3 separate regions of the Homo sapiens genome follow, and all the other regions are linked to region 2. Evidence: chromatin loops called from intact Hi-C (ENCODE). Cell type or tissue: A673. All regions are shown on one strand. Links, peaks and the distances in the headings refer to the core of each region. The heading gives the core; the rest is flanking DNA.

The links. Peaks named below come from ENCODE experiments on the same cell type or tissue, not always from the same donor. Only the 100,000 strongest peaks of a DNase experiment are listed, where the experiment ranks them.
Region 1: a loop joins it to region 2, with 2.5 times the contacts of the local background. A loop is called at or near these places in 6 of 110 quality-filtered maps.
Region 3: a loop joins it to region 2, with 2.3 times the contacts of the local background. A loop is called at or near these places in 4 of 110 quality-filtered maps.

Annotation. Positions count from the first base shown.
Region 1 is chr4:99,051,488-99,059,783 of GRCh38, reverse strand. It overlaps METAP1 (methionyl aminopeptidase 1), which reads right to left. Exons shown (of 11, transcript NM_015143.3): 10 at 1,966-2,031. Among named protein-coding and RNA genes, the nearest start is that of ADH5, 33 kb to the left of the region's middle. RefSeq lists an enhancer at 4,960-5,029. In A673, for the core only: a CTCF peak has its summit at 3,542 (motif pointing right); a DNase peak (open chromatin) is centred at 3,573.
Region 2 is chr4:98,740,917-98,749,212 of GRCh38, reverse strand. It overlaps the pseudogene BTF3P13. Among named protein-coding and RNA genes, the nearest start is that of TSPAN5-DT, 86 kb to the right of the region's middle. RefSeq lists enhancers at 657-1,207, 1,208-1,758. In A673, for the core only: a CTCF peak has its summit at 3,648 (motif pointing left); DNase peaks (open chromatin) are centred at 1,252 and 3,642; H3K27ac peaks cover 1,539 bases.
Region 3 is chr4:98,824,053-98,832,348 of GRCh38, reverse strand. All of the region lies in intron 2 of LOC105377343 (a long non-coding RNA gene), which reads left to right. Among named protein-coding and RNA genes, the nearest start is that of EIF4E, 100 kb to the left of the region's middle. In A673, for the core only: a CTCF peak has its summit at 3,319 (motif pointing right); DNase peaks (open chromatin) are centred at 3,338 and 4,448.

The DNA of each region.
Region 1 (8,296 bases), core at 1,289-6,288, 310 kb before region 2:
GTGAATCTGGGAGGCCATGAAAGAAAACTCAGAGAAAGGAGGGAAAGGGGGTGAAGGGGTCATAATGAGGGAAAGCAGAAAGCAAAGGCCCAAGAGAATGTGAAGCAGAGGTGGAATGAGAAAGGCAATTCTAGATACTACTGTAAAAGATGTATTTGCGAGCTTTCTTCTTTCAAAATTAGATGTTAAAAAAAAATCAATACTTTCTTCATTTTGAGTAATCTTTAGGTGAAACATATTACCTCTAGGACTCACTGCCTCAGACAGACAAATCCCAGAACATAAACTCTGTAGTGAAGTAAACTACTTTTGCAATATTAAATCCCAGGCTAAAAAGAAAATACGAGGCGGCCTAAAAAAGTTAACTCATGCCTCATCAAGCAACTAAAGATGAGTACATCGATGTTTTTCAATGTAATGGCCTTTACACAAATGGCCTTTACACAAATTTAAAACATTACTACTGTAATTTTATTGTGATCTGATAAAACAGGATTTTTAGTAATGTCAAGTCAAACTTATTTGGCTATTCTGAGGAAATTCTCCTGCAGATTTGAGACTTTCTAGTCCAGGGATTTAACCTAGCTGAGTTACACTTCAAGTATATCTGCTATAATTTGATGATTAATTACCTGTGCTGGCTGTATAGAAAGTTATTTGCTTACTGAAAACACTACATCATGGCTCACCAACCAGGTGCTAGTTAATGGAAATACGTAGCCAAAATGACAATTTCCTCCCACTATCTTTCTTTTCACTGCTAAATACTTACCATCTTTACAACTGGTTGCACGTGATCAGAACTTTATCCTTATTATAAGAGGATGACAAAAACTTTACTGCACATTTGTGCAGTCTTTTAAAGTATATAACATAACATAAATCATCTCAGTCTAGCAGCCCTGGGTGTTGGCAAGATAGAGATTCTAATTTTCATTTTACAGAAAACGCAATAAGGAACCAGCTTTAGAAGGCAGCCTCTAAAGTGACTTCAGTGATCCCCAGCCTCCTGGCATGCAGGCCCTTGTGTGAGCTCCTGCTCCCCTTGAGTGCGGGCTGGATTCAGTGAATCACTTCTAAGAAAGACAATATAGAAGTCACTCCCAAGACTGGGTTATAAAAAGACTGGAAGGATCAAGAGAGGGAGTATCCTTTAAAACAGGGCTCAGGACACACAAGCTCTACTGCTACTGCCTCACTTTGCATCCCCTAACCAGAAAGCTCCATTACCAGAATCACTCTGAAAATCTCGGTGAGGAGCCCTAATTGTGACTCCCAGTCTCCTATCACTGCTACAAGCCTGTCTGGAAGAGATGACAACAGTGGGGAGGCTGCCAGAGCCAAGTGTGCTTTCCAAGTGTCCTTGGTGTGCTTTCCCCACAATAGCTATATGATGCCACGTGATGACATGAGTACAGACCATGAAGGGTCAGAACAGCTCATGAGCTGAGTCTGACAAATTCTGCCAAGTAACAAGCTAAGTTACAGGCAAGCTACCCACCCTCTTCAAGGACCAGTTTCCTAGTTTCTATAATGGGGTAACACCTACCTTATAAATTGTGAAGAATTAAATCATATAATCATGTCTGCCTCGAACTGGGTGGCTCGTCAATGCTCTGCTCTGTTCCCTCCTCTTCCCTCTCCTACATCAAGCAAGAACGTCCGCACAGACTTGACCTGGGCACCTCATTATTACAATGCACCCTTTGACATGATCTTTATGAAAAGGGACCAGAATTCAAGCATTTCAGCATCTCCTGACAGAAGACTACCACGCAGAACCCATGCCGTTCTTGCCAACCCTCACAATTTTCAGTTCTTCACGATACTGAATCAAGTTTGAGGTGGGACAGGGAGTGAGTAGGAAGCAAAAAGCAAGCAGGTAGAAAAGACCACTGACATGATGAATTACCTAAAATACATATAAATTCAATTGAAAAATATCATGGCATCCTTTTTTCTCACCTTCACAAATCATTGGCTCAATTGTAAATACATGGCCCGACTTCATCACTCCAACTGCTTTATTTTCTGAAATCAAAGAAAAAAATCTCAAAAGGTAGCAAAACCAACAGTGTACTGTTGAACAGCTAACTAGAAAGAGTACATAACTCAAATTCCCATCAGTGATTGTTAAATTAATTACCCTGATTCCCTTTCTTAAAGTTCAACAAACAGGTATTATACTGGCAGCCATCTAATATGGTGCACGTATTGTCCTAGGCACATTTCAATTACGCTTATGTGTTCTCTAGGAAAACAGAGGTATTTGTAGGCTGTATTTCAGAGATGAGTATCACTTCTATAAAAAGAAAAGTGGCAAATAAAGAATAAAAGAAAAGTGCCTTGATTTCTATTACCTCATGATTAGAATTGCAATCACAGAACCAAGAGTTCCACTACTCATCCGGGTAGAGAAGCTCAAAGGAGAATGACAGATGTTTCAGATTATGCCAGAAATTTCCCACCGCTTTGGGGGGTAAGCATGTGTTTGCACACAGGTGCACAGCCCATAGAAACTACATGATTTTCATAATGTTTCATAAGCTGTTGTGTTTTTCTCATCTTCAAAGAAGAACAAAATCTATGCACATTAACCTACTTTTTAAAAAATAAGCTGGGTGCGGTGGCTCATGCCTATAATCCCAGCACTTTGGGAAGCCGAGGCAGGTGGATCACCTGAGGCAGGTCAGGAGTTTGAGACCAGCCTGGCCAACATGGCGGAACCTGTCTCTACTAAAAATACAAAAATTAGCCAGGTGTGGTGGCGTGCACCTGAAATCCTAGCTACTCAAGAGGCTGAAGCAGGGAATCACTGGAACCCAGAAGACAGAAGTTGAAGTGAGCTGAGATCAATTGCGCCACTGCACTCCAGCCTGGGCGATTGAGCAAGACTCTCTCAAAAATAAAAACAAGGCCGGGCGCAGTGGCTCACACCTGTAATCTCAGCACTTTGAGAGGCCGAGGTTGGTGGATCACGAGGTCAGGAGATCGAGACCATCCTGGCCAACATGGTGAAACCCTGTCTCTACTAAAAATACAAAAAATTAGCTGGGCGTGGTGGCGGGGGCCTGTAGTCCCAGCTACCGGGAGGCTGAGGCAGGAGAATGGCATGAACCCGGGAGGCTGAGCTTGCAGTGAGCCGAGATTGTGCCATGCACTCCAGCCTGGGCGACAGAGCAAGACTCCGTCTCAAAAACAAACAAACAAACAAGCAAACAAAAAAAACAAAAAACAAAACAAAAAACAAACAACTAAGGAGACCATTATTTTTTAATTCAAAGCAAAAAAGCAAACTCCATTTCTCTCTCCAAGTACTTTTTAGCTTCTTTGTCCAAGTTCACTAATGTAAGTTTTTTTCAGGATCATCATGAGCAATACAACAATAAATTACAGTGACCAGACCTGCCATACCCCTCAAAAATGCCAAAAATGTTAAAACTAGGAATAGGCTTTTTTAGACAAAAATGGAGAACTAATTTAAATTCCAAGTTAAACAAAACCTAATAAGGGTATCAGCTAAGTGAATGACTGCAATGCCCAACCTGACCACCAGATGGCTAATACATCAGCTTTTCAGGGTTCCTCTGCGAGGTTGTTCTGATCTGCAACTTTGTTATGAATGGCAAATTTGCCCGCCCTTTGAGGCTGACTCAACTAAACTCTCCTCTTTCCAGGAATGGTCTAACCTCCCCTACACGTTTATATTCCTGCATAACTTTCCAGATGAATAGCTATCGTGCTGCTTTCCACTATCTTAGGTATTGCCAAAATACACTTACTGCAGATTTCAAATCTGGAGCTTCTAAACTGTTATAAAATCCTAAGGTCATTTGAAAAAAGGAAGAAAAGAAAAACAAACATTTGACTTTTAATTTCTAAATTCATAAACTTTCAAAATGACATGCTTAATACATATACAGAATTGGTCTGTATTTCCTTGGAGAAACCAAAAAGAAAACGTCAAGAATGTCAGTGTGGTGTCACAGAAAGTAAAAAGGATGAAAGACTCTTGAACTCTGCCGTCCAGAACAGCAGCATTGGCCATGTATAGCTAGAAAGTACTTGAAAAGTGACCAATCAGAACTGAGGCTATCAGTGCAAAAGCCCTTTGGATTTCAAAGACTAAAACAACATGTAACATATCTCTCAATAATTTTTACACTGATTAAAGTTTCAGTTTCCCAACATACCTCACTCAACAAATACACATTATCTGAGTGACTATACTATCGCAGACACTCTTAGGTACTTTTTAAAAAATTTGTACCTGATCTATAGTCTCTCACAGAATGACTGTAATATGCAGGCATGCCTTGTTTTATTGCATTTCACTATATTATGCTTCACAGATACTGCTTCCTTCTTTCTTTTCTCTTTTTTTTTTTTTTTTGAGATGGACTCTTGCTCTGTTGTCCAGGCTGGAGTGCAGTGGCACGATCTCGGCTCACTGCAACCTCCACCTTCCAGGTTCAAGTGATCCTCCCACCTCAGGCTCCTGAGTAGCTGGGGACTACAGTTGCATGCACCATGGCCGGCTAATTTTTGTATTTTTAGTAGAAGCGTGGTTTCACCATTTTGGCCAGGCTGGTCTAGAACTCCTGACCTCAAATGATCCGCCTGCTTCAGCCTCCCAAGGTGCTGGAATTACAGGTATGAGCCACCACATCTGACCAGATGCTTTTTTTTTTAAAAATAAATTGAAGATTTGTGGCAACCCTGCTCTGAGCAAGTCTAACAATGTCATTTTTCCAACAGTGCATGTTCACTTCATGTCTCTGTGTCACAATTTGGTAATTTTCACAATCTTTCAAACATGTTCATTATTATCACACCAGTTATAGTGATCTGTGATCAATGGTCTTTGATGTTAAAATTTTAATTGTTTTGGAGCACCACAAACTGTGCCCATGTAAAGACGGCAAACAAATGTTTGTGTGTGTTCTGAAGGCTCCATCAGCCTGCCCCACTTCTCTCTCCCTCTCCTCAGGCCTCCCTATTCCCTGAAACACAATACTGAAATTAGGCCACTTAATAGCCCTAGAATGGCCTCTAAGTGTTTAACTGAAAGGAAGAGTCACATGTCTCTCACTTTGAATCAAAAGCTAGAAATGATTAAACTTAATGAGAAAGGCATGTCAATAGCCTAGATAGGCCAAAAGCTAGGTCTCTTGTTCCAAAGAGTTAGCCACATTGTGAATGCAGAGGGAAAGTTCTTGAAGGAAATTGAAAGCGCTACTTCACTGAACCCACAAATGCAAGAAAGTAAAACAGTCTTACTGCTGTTATGGAGGAAGTTTGAATGGTCTGGATAGATCACACAACCGACAACATTCCCTTAAGCCAAAGCCCAATCCAGAGCAAGGCACTAACTCTCTTCAATTCTACGAAGGCTGAGAGAGGTGACAAAGCTGCAGAAGAAAAGTTGAAAGCTAGCAGAGGTTGGTTCGTGAGGTTTAAAGAATCCGTCTCCATTACATAAAAGTGCACGGTGAAGCGGCAAGTGCTGATGTAGAAACTGCAGCAAATTTGCCAGAAGATATAGCTAAGATAATTGATGAAGGTGGCTATACTAACAAACAGATTTTCAATGCAGACCAAAACAGCCTTCTAATGGAAGAAAATGCCACCTAGGACTTTCTCACTAGAGAGGAGAAGTCAACAACTGGCTTCAAAGAACAGGCTGACTTTCTTGTTAGGGGATCCTGCAGCTTGTGACTTTAAGTTGAAGCCAATGCTCATCTACCATTCCTAAAGATTCCTTAAGAATGAAGCGAAATCTACTCTGCCTGTGCTCTAGAAACAGAACAACAAAGCCTGGATGACAGCACCTCAATTTATAGCATGGTTTACTGAATATTTTAATAATATTAATATATAATTAACATATAATATAGTTAATATAATTAATAATATTAATGCTGAAACCTACTGCTCAGAGAAAAAGATTCGTTTCAAAATATTACTGCTCACTGACAATGCACCTGGTCGCCCAAGAGCTCTAACAGAGATGTACAAGGAGATGAATGTTGGTTTCATGCTTGCTAACATGGCATCTATTCTGTAGCTCATGGATCAAGAAGGAATTTTGACTTTCAAGTCTTATTATTTAAGAAATACATTTTCTAAGGCTGCCGTAGATAGTGATTCCTCTGATGAATCTGGACAAAAGTAAACTGAAAAACCTTCTTGAAAGAATTCACCATTCTCGATGCCATTAAAAACTTTGTAGGCTGGGTGTGGTGGCACACGCCTGTAATCCCAGCACTCTGGGAGGCAGAGGCGGGTGGAATGTATGACTCCAGAAGTTCAAGACCAGCCTGGGCAACACAGTAAAATCCCATTTCTACTAAAAATACAAAAAAAAATAGCCAGGCAGGGTGGTACGTGCCTGTAATCCCAGTTACTCAGGAGGCTGAGGTGGGGGAATCACCTGAGCCCAGGAGGTGGAGGCTGCAGTGAGCTGAGATCGTGCCACTGCACTCCAGCCTGGGCAACCAGAGTGAGACCCTGTCTCAAAACAAACAAAAACAAAACCAAAACCAAAAAATTGTGATTCATGGGAGGAAATTGTGTGATGCATGAGAGGAAGCCAAATATCAATATTAACATGAGTTGGGCAGAAAGTGATTTCAACCCTTTTGGATGACTATGAGGAGTTTGAAACTTAGTGGAGCAAGTAACTGCAGATGTGGTGGAAAGAGCAAGAGAACTAGAATTAGTAATGGAGCCTGAGGATGTGAGTGGATTGCTGCAATCTCATGATGAAACTTGAACAGTTGAGTAGCTGCTTCTTACAGATAAACAAAGAAAGTAGTTTCTTGAAATGGAATCTACCCATAGAGAAGATGTTGAGATGACAACAAAAGATTTGGAATATTACATAAACTTAGTTGATAAAACAGGAGCAGGGTTTGAGAGAACTGACTCCAATTTTCAAAGAAGTTCTGTGGATAAAATGCTATCAAACAATATCACAAGCTACAGAAAAATCCTTCGTGAAAGGAAGAGTCAATCAATGTGACACACTTTGTTGTCTTATTTCAAGAAACTGCCACAACAACCCTGATATGGTTTGGATCTGTGTTCCTACCCAAATCTTATGTTGAAATGTAATTCCCAGTGTTGGAGGAGAGGCCTGGTGGAAAGTGACTGGATCCTGGGCGCAGAGTTCTCATGAATGGTTTAGCACCACCTCCCTTGGTACTGCACAGTGAATGAGTTGTCATGAGATCTGGTTGTTTCTCCTCCCATGCACTCTCTCTCTTGCTCCTGCTCCCACCATGTGAGACACTCACTCCCTCTTTGCCTTCCGCCATGATTGTAAGTTCCCTGAGGCCTCTCCAGAAGCTGATGCTGCCATGCTTGTATAGCCTGCAGAACCGTGAGCCAATTAAGCCTCTTTTCTTTATAAATTACCCAGGTTCTAACAAGAATTCTACCAGGAATTTCTAACAATGTGAGAATGTAATACAAACCCCAGCCTTCAGCAACCACCACCCTGATCAGTTAGTAGCCATCAACATCAAGAGAAGACCTTTCACCAGCCAGAGGATTACAACTCACTGAAGACTCAGATGACTGTTAGCATTTTTTAGCAATAGAGTATTTTTAAATCAAGGGTTGTGCATTGTTAGACTACACACACAATAGACTACTGTATAAACATAACTTTTTATGCACTGCACTGGGAAACCAAAAAATCTGTATGACTTGCTTTATTGTGATATTCACTATATTGCAAGGGTCTAGAACCAAACAGTTACCTCTGAGGTATGCCTGTACAGTTTAAATGCAGAGTATTATCATCATTACTTCCCACCCATTGATTCAAACATAGAAGCAAATAAACTCTCACCTAACAAGGATTTCTCCTACATAGAAGGAGTGGAGGAATGTTATACAACAATTTCCTGGTTCTTCCCTCATTTGGGCTAGGAATATAGAGTTACAAACTAAAGCAGAGATTTACATTTCAAAAGATATCTCTGCTATACAAAAAAAAAAACCCTCAATAGTTTAATACTTCCCTACAGTGATCATTGCATATTTTGTTTTACATAAATGTGACTCTTCATAAACATAATATATAAGGCTGGGTGTGGTAGCTCACACCTGTAACCCCAGCTCCTTGGGAGCCTGAGGTGAGCAGACTGCTTGAGCCCAGGAGTTTGATATCAGTCTGGGCAACATGGAGAAACCCTGTCTCTACAAAAATATAAAAATTAGCCAGGGATGGTGGCCCACACCTGAAGTACCAGCTACTCAGGAGGCTGAGGTAGGAGGACTGCTTGAG
Region 2 (8,296 bases), core at 1,248-6,247:
GGAGGCTTATGGAAAATCCCACTGAAGCCACCAGAGGAGGAAAATGGGTCCACTCTGGTCTCCTATCACAGCCCCCACCCCATCCCACGTCACCTGGACCAGCCTTGTTCTTGGTGCGCACAGCCCATGGTGCTTACTCCTACAGATGGTGAGAGCCCATCTTCATATGAGTGTCCATTCTGCTCCCACTTAGCACCACGGAGCTGAGGATGCCTCCAAGACTGCAGCCGCAACTTTCTCCCATCACTGACACAAGTCTCGTAATCCAGGTCTCCTACTTCTTGGATCTTCACTTTGACCCAAGCAATCCTGGAGCAGCACTGCTCCTCTCTTTCTCTCTCAGTTACCTGCAAAATCTTCTGGGGCACTTGGAAGCCACTAGGAACATGGGGTCAGCTATTGGCCCTCTGGTGGTTAGATCTTCCATACCATTTTCCTGTTGGCCTTCTCCAAACAGACATCAAATATCCAGATGAAGAACAGGACATGAGTTCTCTCTGCCTTGGATCTCTTCATGTTTCATGGGGCATCTGGTCACTCTTCCCCCAGGATGTATTCCAGGGTATAGAAGCACAGTACAGGGACTTCATGCTATAATTTATAATTTTCCTTGACTGCAAACTCTTTTCCCTCTCTCTGGCTCAAAGCTCTTTATTGGTCATGATGGCAGAGCAGATGAGGTACCTGCTCTGTATATTCACATACCCCCTGTAATCTCTCCAGTTTTATGCCAGAGCCCTTAGTGTTTTCCCTAAAAAGCTAAGGTTGTTTTTTTCTTTGCATCTCTACTCTTTCTATCCAGTCTCCACTGGAGCAAATGTAAGCACCATGTCTCTGGGCCTGATGAGAGTGGTCAAGGGGATGAACATCGGCTACCACATTACTATCTGCTGCCTACACTTTACTCACTAGATTTTGTGCTCTTTCCGCCTTTTTTTTTTGTGGTAAACATAATATGTTTTCAGCTGATTATTGCTTATTCATGAACATAGATCCTTTGTGGTTTGCAATACAGTCATTAAGATCGTTGTACTGTTCGGCTCCCTTGCAGTCACAGGAATGAATTTCATGCTGAAATAGGACCATGAGCCCAAGTGCTGGCTGAGGCCCACTGGGCTGGGCCTTCTGGCTTGCCACTTAAAAAAGGCTTGCTATGGCAAGGGTTTTAAGCTACCCGCCTGGTCTCCCCACAGTCCTTCCCTACTTCCTTGTTCTAGTCACTTTACAATTGCTCCCTCCGGAGCTTGGCTACTTTCCCTAAGGCTTTTTCAAAGGGCCTCTTATGTGCACATCCTCCTATCTTTTCACGCTGAGGATTACTTCAAAGGCTCAGCAGCCATGGGAAGGGAAGAATGACAATAAAATAAATCCCAACTGCAGAAAGGTTTGCTTTGGCAACTGCTTGATTGTTCTGTAGGTGGGGAGGTGCCTGCTCTGACCTCTGCAGCTCACTGGTCCTCACAGCTCATTACAGATGTTTTCCTTTGGTCTGGTTTCTTACTGTCCCTTCTGAGGCTCTGAGCCCCTACTTCTAGCAGGCTTATGTAAATTTCCCCAGGCCTCAGCTGCTCCTTCTTCCATTGATCCCTTTATCTGTTGCCAAGACTGATTCTCCTAATCTTGCTCTGAGCCTCCGTGTTTCCACTCAGGAGGGGAAAGTCTCAAACACTCTGAAGGTGGGGCACTCTGCTATTTTGCGCTGCAATTTATTTCAAGGTCACTGGGCAGGACTAGAGTGAGTGACCGGAAGACTGGCCTATCAGAGAACCGGCCTATCAGAGAGCCTGCCCATCCAGAGTGCTCAGAAAACACTTGTGGGCCTCAGTCTAAATCCTGAAACCCTACCTCCAGTATTGTTGCTTTGTGCAGGGGTTGCCAATTAAAAATAAAAAATAAAACGTTGTGTGAACCAAACCAATCACTGGCTGAATTCACCTGACTGATCCCCAGTTTAGGACCCTGGAAGACTTGCCTGAACTGGGAATCCTTAATTCTTTTTAAATAATGAGGGCCTTCTCTTGTAGTGTTTTTTTGCTTTTGAAAAAGCCTGAGTCATAAAGTCCAGGAATCTGGCCCCACAGCTGCCAGGATAAATGTCTGCTTAGACATCCACGGGGATGTCTGTCCTTCAGTTGAACATGGAGGTCTGGCTAAGTGAAATATTAAATCCTTCTCTTGACGAAATAGGGCCCAGAAAGCCTCCTTCTTTCGTTGCAGACCAGGCAGGTCCCTACTGACTGGATGGCTCTTTTGCTGCTACTACTATCAAGTGAATCCAGTGGATAGGGAGGTGAAAAGGCAGGACACCCATTGATCTTTTTGGTTCTTTCCAGAGGTTCCATATCCTTGGCTTGCCTCTCATGGCTGCTGCCTTTCCCTTCCCCACTGACTCACCCACACCATGAAATGTCAGTGCAGCTGGACAAACACAGAGTGCCCAAGTTAAAGCACTAAAGACCTTTCCTGGGGCCTCAAGCATGTTGATGATGAGAGATTGTTTCTTAAAAGAAAACAGTCCCACAGAGCCTATGCCACCTGCTATCAGACACTTCCTGCCTGTGTGATATAATTTGAGAGTTGGGCTGGGCACGGTGACTCATGCCTATAATCCCAACACTTTGGGAGGCTGAGGTAGGAGGATCATTTCAGCCCAGGAGACCAGCCTAGGTAACAAAGCAAGACCCTGTCTCTACCAAAAAAAAAAAAAAAAAAAAAATTAGCCAGGCACAGTGGCAGGTGGCAGGAGGTTGAGGAGGAAGGATTGCGGGAGCCCAGTAGTTTGAGGTACCTGTGAGCCATAATGGTGCCATTGCACTCCAGCCTGGGTGACAGAACAATACCCCAACTTGAAAAAGAAACAAAATTTAAAAAATTGAAAGCAATCTTTTATGATGCATTCTCTAAATTGCTCTGAATTCTTTAGGAGGTAAATTATTTTAGTTTTGTGTTTTGTTTGCACTAAGCTAACTTAAAAAGTACTAGGACAACAAATGACCCATGTGAAATTCTGTCCATGCAATATTAGATCAAGACATGGACTAATATGGCAATTTCCAGGAGTCCTGATCGTGTGTGTGCATGCGTGCACGCAAGCGCACTAAGAACTCATTGGAAATATAATGAGAGGTGAAAATTACACTCACCAAATTCCTTTCAGGGAAAGTACTGCATGTGGTTCAAAGAAATAAAGCTCTTATACAGCCACTTGGATTGAGAATTAGAACCTCTAAGAGGCACCCTTGAATAAAAATAGTTGGTCAACTAACTACGGTCTAAGGAAGATGAGTGCAATTAACACTAAGCTTTTGTTTCCCTTAGTGAGGTGCAGCCAAGGCAGGATTGCTGGGTCAACAGAGGAGATGCTGAGTCCTGGCATCCATGTCCTCCTGCTCCACCCATCTGCCCGAACATTTTGTCATCTCCCGCAAACATTAAGCTGAAAATCCTAGAATATTTTTAAAATATTAATTTGAAACAGTGTCAAAATGTTAGCTTGCCAAGGAGCTCGCACATGTTGGCTGAGACCCTGGACCTCAGGAGTCTGACCTCTTGGAGATTTGACTGGTTAATATCATGGAGGCAGCACTGCTCATCTGGAGAGTTTTTAAAACTAGGTGATTTGAGTGTGTCCTGGTTCCAGAGCGCCCTCTTGGGGAGTGGATAGTAGATTGGGAGATCTCAGAGAACATATGCTTTAGGGATAAAAGAGGAAACAGGACATATGTGCAGTTACTCAGTCAATCTTTACAGGTCATTGCATCTAATGGTACTAAACACCCTAGTTCTATTACCCCCGGTGTAAAAGTAGGTAGCTGGGCAGACATGAGCAGGGTAGGAGAGGTCCCCACAAGGAATGTCAGGTGACCATCAGGTGATGCTCAAGTTGTTGTTAACTGTCACTCTAAAATAATAATTGGACACAGCTGGCACCAGAGAAAGGCAGGCTCCCATTAGATAGAAAACACCTGAAGTGGGTGATCAGCGGCTTCCTGATAAGATCTCAGGAGCTGAGTAAGTGGACTCAAGCATGTGCCCTAAAAGGCAAAATGGTGGTGTTTAACTGGTATATGAACTTCTTCTAAGAATATTCGGCTGGTGTATTAGTCTGTTGTCATGCTTCTATGAATTATACCCAAGACTGGGTAATTTATAAACAAAAGGGATTTAAGTGACTCACAGTTCCACATGGCTGGGGAGGCCTCAGGAAACTTACAATCATGCCAGAAGGGGAAGCAAACACATCCTTCTTCACAGGGTAGCAGGAATCAGAAGTGCTGGCAGGGGAAAGCCAGATGCTTATAAAACCATCGGATCTCATGAGAAGTCACTATCATGAGAACAGCATGGGTAACCACCCCCATAATTCAATTACCTCCCACTGGGTCCCTCCCATGACACATGGGGATTATGGGAACAACAATTCAAGATGAGATTTGGGTGGGGACACAGCCAAACCATATGAACTGGTAAGGGAAAAACACCTCAAATGAACATGCACAAAACTTTGGTAAGCACACTGCACATGTAGCCCCTCCTAAGTCCTGGCAGGCCACCACATGCAGACAGCCTGCCCCAAGGAAAAAATCAAGGGAGAGACACAAACCCTGGAACCATGCCAATGTATAAACCTCCAAGTGAAGGGCTGAAAGTGCACTTGGATCTTTCAAGTTGCCTGCTTGGCCCTCTTCCAAGTATACTTTACTTCCTTTGGTTCCTGCTCTAAAACTTGCTTTGGTCTCTCAATCTGCCTTATGCCTCTCCAGTGAATTCTTTCCTCTGAGGAGCCAAGAATCGAGTTGCTGCAAACCCATACGGATTCACTGCTGCTAACACTGGCACCATCTCATTCTCACCAAGACCCATCTGAGATGAGTTGACTCCACATAAAGAGTCTCTGGGCCCCACACCTGAAGCTCCCACCAGTAGGAATTAGGAAGGCAGGTAGCTGTACTATAGGTAAATGGACGAGGTGGAGGAGAAAGGGCCTGCAGAATGAAATGACTTTTCAGAGATTCTGGAGAGGCATCTGGGCCATGGGTAAGGCCATCTGCAGAGAGGCTGAATATGATGGACCTCCTCTGTACCCAGAAGCTATGGTCTGAACATTTGTGTTCTCTCACCCACAATCTATTATTGAAACCTAATCACCAAAGCAATAATATTAAGAGGTGAGGGCTTTAGGAGGTGATTAGGTCATGAGGGCAGAGCCACATGAATGGGATTAGTGCTCTTATAAGAGAGGCTAGAGGGAACTTATTCTGCCCCTTCTGCCACGTGAAGACACAGCTGGAATGCATCATCTATAAGGAAGGGGCCCTCACAGGACACCGAATCCGCTGGAGTCTTGGTCTCAGAATTCTCAGCCTTCAGAACTGTGAGCAATAAGTTTCTACTGTTTATAAATGACTAGTCTAAGGTATTTTTGTTAGAGGAGCCCTAATGGAAGAAGATAGAGCTATTTGGTTGAAGTCTCTTGACCTAGAATGTAGCCATAAAAGAGCCACAAAAATCTCTTTAGGTCAAATTCATGTATTCTGCCCCATGTGGTTTGCCATCCCAAGCACCTAGCTCTACCCTGTAAGTCATTATTTATGTGCCCATCTTCTCTATTAACATGGGTTCTCATTTTGTTTGCCCTGTCTTTCCAGGAAAGGATAAGCTTCTTCCTTAAGTCTCGGGCTCAGAGTAGAGCTCCATGCACAGAGAGGGCTCAGGGAATGCTAGAAGCCTATGTTTACAACAAACTTGGTCTTGCAACTTCTTCTTCTCTACAGCTTATCCCAGGTCCCTTCCGCAGTGGAAGACCCTTTCGGGCTTTACTTGAAGTTTTCACTAAAATGAAAAGCAAATGTGGTTTATTACAATTGGTCTTTGTTTAGGCAAAATGAAGTATATTTTACCCTAATTAAAATGTTAAAATGGAAAATTTGGAGTCAACCTTAGACACTTTTAAAATAAGGGACTGTGCCTGTCCATGTGCCTGTGTGTGTGTGTGTGTGTGTGCTTGGTCCTCACTTAATGTCTCTAGTTGCTCATATGTTCTTGAACTCCAAATAAATATAAGGGAAATTATTTGACTTGGTCTGCATATGGAGTTGGGATTGTTCAATCTGGAGACATGAAGTCTAAGGGGCAATAGCCTGTGGAAAGTCATTGTTAAATAATAACTTTAAAAAGAAAATCAAAAACAGGCAGGGCACGGTGGCTCACACCTGTAATCCCAGCACTCTGGGAGGCCAAGGTGGGCAGATCATTTCAGGACAGTTTGGTCAACATGGCGAAGCCCCATCTCTACTAACACTACAAAAAAAATTAGCCAGGCATAGTGGTACATACCTGTAATCCCAGCTACTAGGGAGGCTGAGGCACAAGAATCACTTGAACCTGGGAGGCGGAGGTTGCAGTGAGCCAATATCATGCCACTGCACTCCAGTCTGGGCAACAGAGACAGAGTCTGTCTAAAAAAAAAAAAAAAAAAAAAAGAAAAACAGCTTAGATTGCTGCACGAGAGATTTTTATATTAACGAAAATCATTTAATGTTGGAATAGGTTACATCAAGAAGACATAGAATTTTCTCCAAGGGTCACTAAAATAAATCTTGTAAGTTACTACATAGTTTGGCACTGGTTCTAACTGAAGGAAGGTGGGACATCTTTCCCCACATTTTTAGCTGAAGAAAATAATCCTGATAATGGTTCCTCCAGCTTTAATTTAGTTTTTGATCTTCTATGCATTTATAACCAAGGGCAAACTGGTTCTACTAGACAAATCCTGCTTAATAATACATTTTCATGAGAAAAGATAGTGTGGACTAGTACAGAAAAAGAATTTTAGGCTGGGCGAGGTGGCTCACACATGTAATCCCAGCGCTTGGGAGGCTGAGACAGGCAGATCACCTGAGGTCGGGAGTTTGAGACCAGCCTGGGTAACATGGTGAAAGCTCCTCTCTACTAAAAATGCAAAGGAATTAGTGGAGTGTGGTGGAACAGGTCTGTAATCCCAGCTACTCGTGAGGCAGAGGCACAAGAATCGCTGGAACCCGGGAGGAGGAGGTTGCAGTGAGCAGAGATGGCGCCACTGCACTCTAGCCCGAGACTCCATCTAAAAAAAAAAAAAGAAAATCAAATGCATGTGTAATTTATGTATTATTATATTGAGATCAAATTTTTAAAAAATTGTGGAAAAGAATATGCCTCAGCATCCTTTAAACACTAGAAAATAATAATCTACAATAATCTTTTAGGGTTTTGTTTTTTTTTTTGAGACGGAGTCTCACTCTGTCACCAGGCTGTAGTGCAGTGGCGAAATCTCAGCTCACTGCAACCTCTGCCTCCTGGGTTCAAGCGATTCTCCCTCCTCAGCCTCCCAAGCAGCTGGGACTACTGGTGCGTGCCACCATACCAGGCTAATTTTTTGTATTTTTAGTACAGATGGGGTTTCACCGTGTTAGCCAGGATGGTCTTGATCTCCTGACGTCATGATCCACCCACCTCAGCCTCTCAAAGTGCTAGGATTACAGGCATGAACCACTGCCTGGCCACATCTTTTATCCATTTATTTCTAGTTCATAGTTTAAAAAGTTACAACTGCTATTGATTAAACATACACACACAAAAAAATACAAGATAAACGAAACACTAGGGAAAATCTTTGCAACATGTGAAAAATGCCTATTAAAATATATAAATGGTCTTTCAAATTTATTTTTACTTTTTAATTTTTTACTAGGCAAAGAACTTTATTAACCTTTGTTTCGAACTTTATTTCCCAGCTTCTGCAGCTTAATTAGCTAAAAAGAATGATTATGTATAAGCGAAAACTAAAAAGTGCTACAGTGTCCAAGGGGCTTGGGCTTAGAAGTATAGAGATCTAGATTTTATCAGATCCATGAACAAAAATTTCTTAAAAAGCAGTCATAATAGAAAATAGCAGCTCCCAGTAACTTCTTCAAGTTTTATCTTCTTCAGAAGTCGACTCAATTCAGCTTGCCTCATTCCTGGAAGCCTCATCAAAATTCTCCACAATTCTGGAACTCCATCATCATCATCCCCTCCAGTAGCAAGTGGTGCTTTTCCATCCACAGGTTGTTTGGGCAGAACTTCAGCCAGTCTCCTTAAACTAGTCAGACTGTCTGCACCAAGCTGGCTTAAGACACTGGGTAGCATTTCTGTCACCTGCTTTGCCTCAGCATGACCTGTTATGGTGAAAGTGTTCACTGCCAGCGATGCCTGAAATTTAGGGTTGTTAAAGTGGATCACTGTTCCTTGGTTTGTAAACATATTCACCTTTTCAATA
Region 3 (8,296 bases), core at 1,338-6,337, 83 kb before region 2:
CTTTCCTTACAGCTCTTAATTATCTGCACATAATCATTTGGAAATATTTTTATTTATATTTCAATATAAATAGAGTCCTCTGGTTCAAAATTTCAAAAATGGAAAAGGCAACCCAGTAAATGGCCTCCTTCTGTCCACGCCCCCAGTCATCTAGTGCCTGTTGCCAGAGGCCTTCAGAGTTTCCAGTTTCTTGTCTATTCTCTTGGGGAAGGGGCTGGGGAAGGACTTCTTTTGTTCATCCACAAGGTTTACCTGAAAAGTGTTTTTTCCCTAACTCTCCTGGCCTCGGCCCCCATCCCTTTCTCCTCTCCTCAGAAAATAATGAGTTATATGATTGATGAGGGTGGCAGAAAAATTGGTGCACGAAGCTTAGTTATTTCGTGCCCTTCCTTTTTGGAGCAAGGTGACTCCAGCAAACAGACTTTTTGCTCTCCAATCATGTTTAAGCATGGACAAGAGTGGCCCTCACATGGGGAGGGTTGTGGGGGCCCAGCCCAAGTGAATGAGACTGCCTAGTTCTTGGGTTTAGTACTGGGGAATCTACTGTTGGCGCATACCTGAGTTGTGTTCTCTGACATGAGCTTTATCAATAATAAAAGTAATATTTTGAATTCCCATTGCCATTCTTTGTTTTCTATCAACCACAATGTATATAGACACAGAGATATAGACACTTGTAATTTTCCCCTCCTTTCCTTTAAAAAATTAAGTGATGGTGTACTAAATATCTTGCTCTCCATCTAGGAGATCATTTGTTATCAGTACATAGAGTATATTCTCATTTTCCTTTCTGGATGCATGGAATTCCCTTGTGTGGGAAGATCATTATTTAATCAGTCCCATATTAATGAACAGTAAGGCTATTTTCAATGTTTTGGTATTACTAATGTGCTGTAATGAATGACTTTGTACAGATGTCATTTTCCATACATGCAAATATTACCTACCTGACAAAATACAATAATTAGAATTACTGGGTCAGGCTGGGCACAGTGGCACATGCCTGTAATCCCAGCACTTTGGGAGGCCGAGGTGGGTGGATTGCTTGAGCCCAGGAGTTCAAGGCTGCAGTGAGCCATGATTGCATCACTGCATTCCAGCCTGGGTGACACAGCAAGACCCTGTATCTAAAAATGAATGAATGAATGAATGAATGAATGAATGAATGAATGAATAAAATAAAAAGAAAAAAAAGAATTGCTGGGTCAAAAATGTGCATGTGTATTTGGATGCATTTCTGCCTTTGTAATTAGTCCACTGAGCAGTCTACCTTACCATATAACATTATTCAACTGGCTTTATAGTACATTTTAATATCTACTGTAGTATTTTTTAAATGACTTTGTGCTATTTCTTGCTGTTTAAGTCAATCAAAATTGTATAAAATTTATGCACCTAGTTAAGGAGAATTGACATCTTAATGAAGCTATTTCTTCATTATGATGCCTTTTTAGTTATTCAAGGCTCCTTTTGTGTCTCTTAGTAGAGTTTTAAAGTTTTCTTCATAGAGATCTTGAATAATTCTTCTTAATACTTTACCCCCAAGTATTTGTTATTTTAAATTTTTTATTTTTCCTTCTTATTAAAAAATTCAAGCTTACCAGAAAGTTGCAAAAATAGTACAAAGAACTCCCATACTCCTCTTGCTCAGATTCACCAAGTTTTAACATGTTGCCATATTTATTTTATTATCTCTTTCTCAGTATAGATACATTTTTTTCTGACCCATTGGAGAGTATGTTACTTTTATCATGCCCCTTTACCTGTTAATTCTTCCATGTGTATTTCCTACAGACAAAAATATTTCTTATGTTGTAATAATACAGTAATCAAACTCAGGAAATTTAAAATTGCTATATGCTATTATTTAATCTGCAGCCCATATTCCAATCTCATTAATTGTCACAATAATGTCATCTGTAGCAATTTCATTCTTTCTTGGGACAGGATCAGTCGCGGATCATTGGTTATCATGACTCTTCACTCTCTTTAGAGGACGTTCCTCAGTCTCTCTTTGTCTTTCATAAGAATGTCTTTGACTTTCATAAGACATTTTGGAGAAGGCAGGTCAGTTGTTTTATAGAATTTTTTCAGTTTGGGTTTGTCTGATGGTTTCTCATAGTCAGATTCAGGTATGAACTTTTGGCTGGAAAACAATATGAATGCTATTGTGTTCTTGGGGTATCATATTCACAGGCTTATTTATTTCTTATTTTAGCAATATTAATTTTAATAATTAACCCATTTGTTTCTTTTATTATTATTATTATTTTTTTGGACAGAGTCTCACTCTGTTGCCCAGGCTGGAGTGCAGTGGCATGACTGCAGCTCACTGCAACCTCTGCCTCCCAGGTTCAAGTGATTCTCCTGCCTCAGCCTTCCAAGTAGCTGGGATTACAGGCAGGCACCACCATGCCCAGCTAATTTTTGTATTTTTAGTAGAGATGAGGTTTCACCACGTTGGCCAGGCTGGTCTTGAACTCCTGACCTCAAGTGTTCCACTCGCCTTGGCTTCCCAAAGTGCTGAGATTACAGGCATGAGCCACCGCACTCAGCCCTACTTTGTGTTGTAATTCGTTGTGATATATATATGCATGTGTGTATGTGTGTGTGTATATGTTTATACATGTACATATAAATATGTAAATATATATCTTTCTGTCATTCCTTCTGATATTAATTCTGTATCCAACTATTTGTTTAAAGAAATGGGTCTCTCACGTTTCTGTACATCTTGCAAGCAGAGGCTCTGCCTGCCTGGGTCCAGACACTTTTTTCACGTTGTTGTAGTGAACAGTCAAGGAAGATAGAGATAGTCCCTTCCTCTCAAGCAGGGGAAAAGTTCATTTACTGTCCAGAATTGTGGTCCTTGAAAGTCACCTGTGTTAGGTACTTGGACTTTTGAATCACTTGTAGTCTGATATTAGTATACTTTTTATCATAAAAGTGACTGTCACAAAATTAGCCACTCAACAATAGGCTGATTGTGAAGAAATTCAATGGACCTTCCATGTTCTCTACCATTCACAGGCATCTGGTATCATTGAGTGTTAGAATGGCCTCCTAAAAAACCCACTCAAAAAGATTTCTAATTCTCCTTCCTTCACCTCCTACCACTCAACACACCTTAGTGAGGCAATCTGATCAATTAACGCAGCTATTTCCCAAAAGGAGTCATTTCCTCTCAGTCACTCCCTGGGTGATGACCAGAGGTGAAGGGCTATGTAGACTTAGTGGGATTCTGTCCCGACCATTCTTGGGCACGCTTCTTTCTTTCTTCTAAGAGCAACCAGGGCCAGCCTGTTTGGCACACCCTCCGAGCGACAACTAGCCAAAAGGGGGCACAGAAGAGTCAAACTTAATTCTGACTCAGGCACTGGGATTCTCTTTTTGTATTGACATGATCCTAGATCATAAAGATAATGACCACTAAGTTAAGCACACTGCTTGCCAAGTCCCCATATAGTGGCCCAGGTTGGCCAGAGTTTGTGATGTAATAGGCCTCTGTAAGTTTTGTCCATCTTGCACTTGACCTTTTCAACAAAATGATGAGTAAAAGCAGGGATATGACTGGAAAAGAAGGTGAAGACATAGCCACTGGACTGGATTTTGTAGCAATGGAAGAGGGAGCAAAAACCTTAGCACCTGCAGAGGGAACACCCTAGATCCTAGTGGTATGGGGAAGAGAGGGACATTAATATTTCTTTTTCTTTTCTTTTCTTTTCTTTTCTTTTCTTTTCTTTTCTTTTCTTTTCTTTTCTTTTCTTTTCTTTCTTTCTTTTCTTTCTTTCCTTCTTTCTTCCTTTTTCTTTCTTTCCTTCTTTCTTCTTTCTTTATTTTTTTAAGAACCACCCTGGAGCCTTCCCCATGAAGGAAAATGCTCAAAAATGCTCTGATGTGGCTCTCCTATGAACAGTGAGAAAGGGATGACAGAGTAGAGATAATTACTTTCTTAAGTTCTTATTTATCAGAGAGGCTGAGGGGAAGGACAGAAAGCTAAATTTTCATCTTCCATGGTGGGAAATTAATAGATGATGCCTAACCCCATAATTTTTGTTAGGTCCATATTCAGGTTTATTTTATTATGACTATTAAACCTTATCCATAGATAAGCCAGGTAGTAAACTAGGATTACTTTTTTTTTTTTTTTTTTTTTTGCTGTGCAATTTTTTGCAGAATGCCAGAGGGGTTGGGATCCAGTATACAAGTGGAGAATATGGCCCTAAAATTAGTTTTCTATATACTTTACACTAATTTAACTCTAAAATCTCCATGATTATCTAAATCTTTTTTTCAGAACTTTCATCAGTGGTTATGTATACTCTCGCTCTGACAAACTTGGTTCATCTGCTGTAATTGGAAAGATTCTGGCAGAGTATATGCATATAGATGAAGGTAGATTTGTTGAAGGAATGCCAAAAAAGTTATTTTATGATTGCAGCTGTTTTCTGAGTGAAATAAAAAGCGAGTTCATCAGTGAGAGTGAGAAAGGGCAAGAGGCTCGAAATTTAAGAAGAGGGAAGAAAGTGTGCAACAGCTGTAGAGGAAACTGAGTAAATAAACACAGGAAATGAAATAGGATTTTTCAGGCATACTGGAAGCCCTCTTGAGATTTGTGATCACTCATTTAAAGTAATGACCCTCAGCATATTGGGTGGTTTTATCCAGTCATGTTCAGTTTCTCAAATTTGGGGACAGAGTAGGCAGGGCATTAGACCAGGGCTATAACGTTGCTGGGCAAGGACAACAGAGGGCAGAGGGACTAGGAGTGGAGTTTTCCTGCAGGAGAATGATGATGATCATGATGATGATGATGGATCATGGCTTCTAAGCTGGGTAAGGAAGGAAATGAGAACATGCAGTTTCCTGCATGGACCTTGGTGTGTCGGAAAGAAAAAAAGAGAGAGAGAGAGAGAGAGGGAACATGAAGGGATTGCTGGACAGTGAAAAGATTGGAGGGTGGATGGACTGGATATTCTGGTGAGGGCAAAGAGTTGCTGGAGTGACAGTAGTTGAGGAAGTCAACTGAAAACATAGAAGGTACCAGAGCAGAGCCATTGAAATCAAGGATTAGATGGTGTTGCAGTTGTTGGTAGTGGGCAGTGTCTATATATGGCCATAAATGAGGTCAAGATGACAAATGTGGCAGGATCCTACAACTGCTTGAGCAAAGGACAATAATGGCATTTTAAGAACATTTGCTTGGTGTTGGCTAACTACCTATTTTAATGAGGAATTTCATTTATAAACTGGTTGTAGATAACTAAAGGGAAAAAAGCAACCCACCTAAGTTAATGTTACTCCAAGGAACAGAAGCCATTTAACAAAATCTCTAAAGATCTATCAACAGATAAATGGATAAATAGAACATTGTACATCCATAAAACAGAGTATATTTTATCAATAAAATGGAATATTGATACATGCTACAACATAGATGAACCTTGAAAACACTATGCTAAGTAAAAGATGCCTGTTATGAAAGACCATATATTGTATAACTCCGTTTATATGCAATGTCCAGAATAGGCAAATCTATAGAGACAATATAGATTGGTGATTTCCTAGGGCTGAGGGAGGGAGGATGGAGAGAAATGTGGAGTGATTGCTAATAGGTATAGGGGTAATGAAAACATTCTAAAATTGTGGTGGTAGTTGCATAACTCTATGACTACACTAGAAACCATTTAATTGTATACTTTCAATAGGTGAACTGTGTGATATGTGAGTTATATCTCAAACCTATTATTTAAAAAAAATCTTTAAATAATCAGTAGCTGAGTAAGACATCTGAGAAAATTGAGATTCAAAGAGAGTCAATGATTTGCTTAAAGTCCACTGCTAGAGCCAGTACTTAAACTGGGTTTGTGAGGTCTGGGACCAAACTCCTAACTTTACAATATGTGTTATATTGACACTGCTGATTTAATGTTTGACTTATTTTCCCTGTCTATTGTCTCTTCCTATATTATGAGTAAGTTATTTCAAGGGTAGTGAGAGGACACCTTTATGAGGTAAAATGACCATCCTCAGCAGAAATATGCTGACAAAAAGTAGAGAGGAGCTGAAAGTGAGGCAAGGAGGGTAATTCTCTAAACTTGGAACTGTCTCTTCTAATGTGTGATTGCAATGAATTATTTTGTGTGTTTGGAGCCCTTGTATTCACTATATTGTATTCTTTCCTTTATTAATCCAACAAAAAAAAGTTTTGGGTATTTGCAATGTGCCAGACAATTTTTTCTATAATTTAAGAGAAATTACCAGTGTCTACCTACTTTTTGCTCTTAAAAATTCCAAGCTTGAACTTATTGGTAACTGTGCTTAACCAGAAATTTGTGCTCTCAAGTTCTGTACATTATGTCCAATTCTCTAAACCTATATGGAATAAATTTTCCCTAAGCTTTTGTTAAAAACAATTTCTAGTAAAGAGAATGTTTGAAATTGTCAGACAGAACTTTTGATTTTTTTTTCACTTTTAAACATTTTTGGTAAGGGTATGTTGGTTATTTTAGTATTTGTGTTGCTTTTTATGGAAATGCTGTGGATTTTAGCATCCATTAGCATTGTTAAATATAGTAAAATCTACTTATACATCTGTACAAAAGAGATTCAGTATATGGAAATATCTATCTGTCCGATCTCTCTCTCTCTCTCTATTCTACCATCTATGATATTTTAAGCTTATAAACTCTTATACCCATTATATAATCAATATAGTGATAAGATCATAAGAACTGATAGTACCTTAGAAATGCTCCAGTCTAGTTTATTCTGTATCATAGTTGGGGAAACTGAGGCTCAGAGATACTCAATTGTGCTATGAAAATCTGCCCTTTGGAGGTCTATCGTCTCCACCTAGCTTTATTTTTCAACATAGTGTTGTAAAGGCATTTGCGACGAGTGCTTCCAGATTTTCTACCAAGAGAATCTTAAGTGAGGAAACTAGATGGAAACAGGGGATTGAAGTTGCCTTTTTTTTTTTCACCTTACAAGATTTTGAGAAAATATCGGTTACGAACATCAAAGAAAACAAGTGAGGCTAAAGACCCCCAAATACCCTTCTTCTAATGGCTCCATTAGAATTTACTTATTTATTTTTTGTATTTATTTTATTTTATTTTATTTTTCTGAAATGGAGTCTTGCTCTGTTGCCCAGGCTGGAGTGCAATGGCACCATCTTGGCTCACTGCAACCTCTGCCTCCCGGATTCAAACAATTCTCCTGCCTCAGCTTTCTGAGTAGCTGGGACTACAAGAGTGTGTCACCACGCCCGGCTAATGTTTTGTATTTTTTTGTAGAGATGGGGTTTCGCCATGTTGGCCAGCCTGATCTCGAACTCCTGATCTCAGGTGTTTTGCCTGCCTCAGCCTCCCAAAGTGCTGGGATTACAGGCGTGAGCCACTGTGCCTGGTTAACCATTAGAATTTATTATTGTTGTTTGTTTATTAAAGGTTTCATTAGTCAATCTTAACACCCAATCTCCAAATTTATTTTGTGTTTTCTCATTACAAAAGCAATATATACACTCATTACAGGAAAATTAGGTAAGGAAAAAGAAAAAACTCTTAGTCCCACACCATTAGAAGCATCCATTTTTAACCTCTTATGTTCACATATTTGTAAGTATACTTTTTTTTTAACAAAAATGGGATTGTTGTAAATTGCTTCTAAATCTTTCTATGCCAATATGTATATTTTTGTGCTTGTTGTTTTTTTTTGTTGATTTGTTTTTATTCAGAAAAATACTTCCAAGACAGCCAAGATCTTCACTGAACAATGAATGAGCTGTATTCTTTTATTCAGCAGATGATGGTCACATACTTGCTATGTGCTATCTGCTATGCCTGGTTCAAGGAAGGTACAATGGTGAACAGGACAGATGTAGTCTTTATATTCTAATAAGGGACACAAGCAATACACAAGTAAACATATCAAATAAATATCGATCAGGTTAAAATATATGAAGTTGATAAAAAGAGAGCTGCAAAAGAGTGTCACAGGGCCAGACTCCATCATACCCACTCTCTACTATTTCATTGAAGAGGGATTAAAAAAAGGTGAATCCACCTGACCAAAGTTGTGTTTGTAATCAATGATTCAACTAATTTATTTTTATTTTTATTATTTTAGATTCAAGGGGTACGTGTGCATGTTCGATACATAGGTATATTTTGTAATGGTGGGGATTGGGCTTCTAGTGTACGTGTCTCCCAAATATTTAACATTATATCCAATTGGTAATCTTTCAACCCTCATCCCATTCCCTCCTTCCCCCAGTTTGGAATCCCCAGTGTCT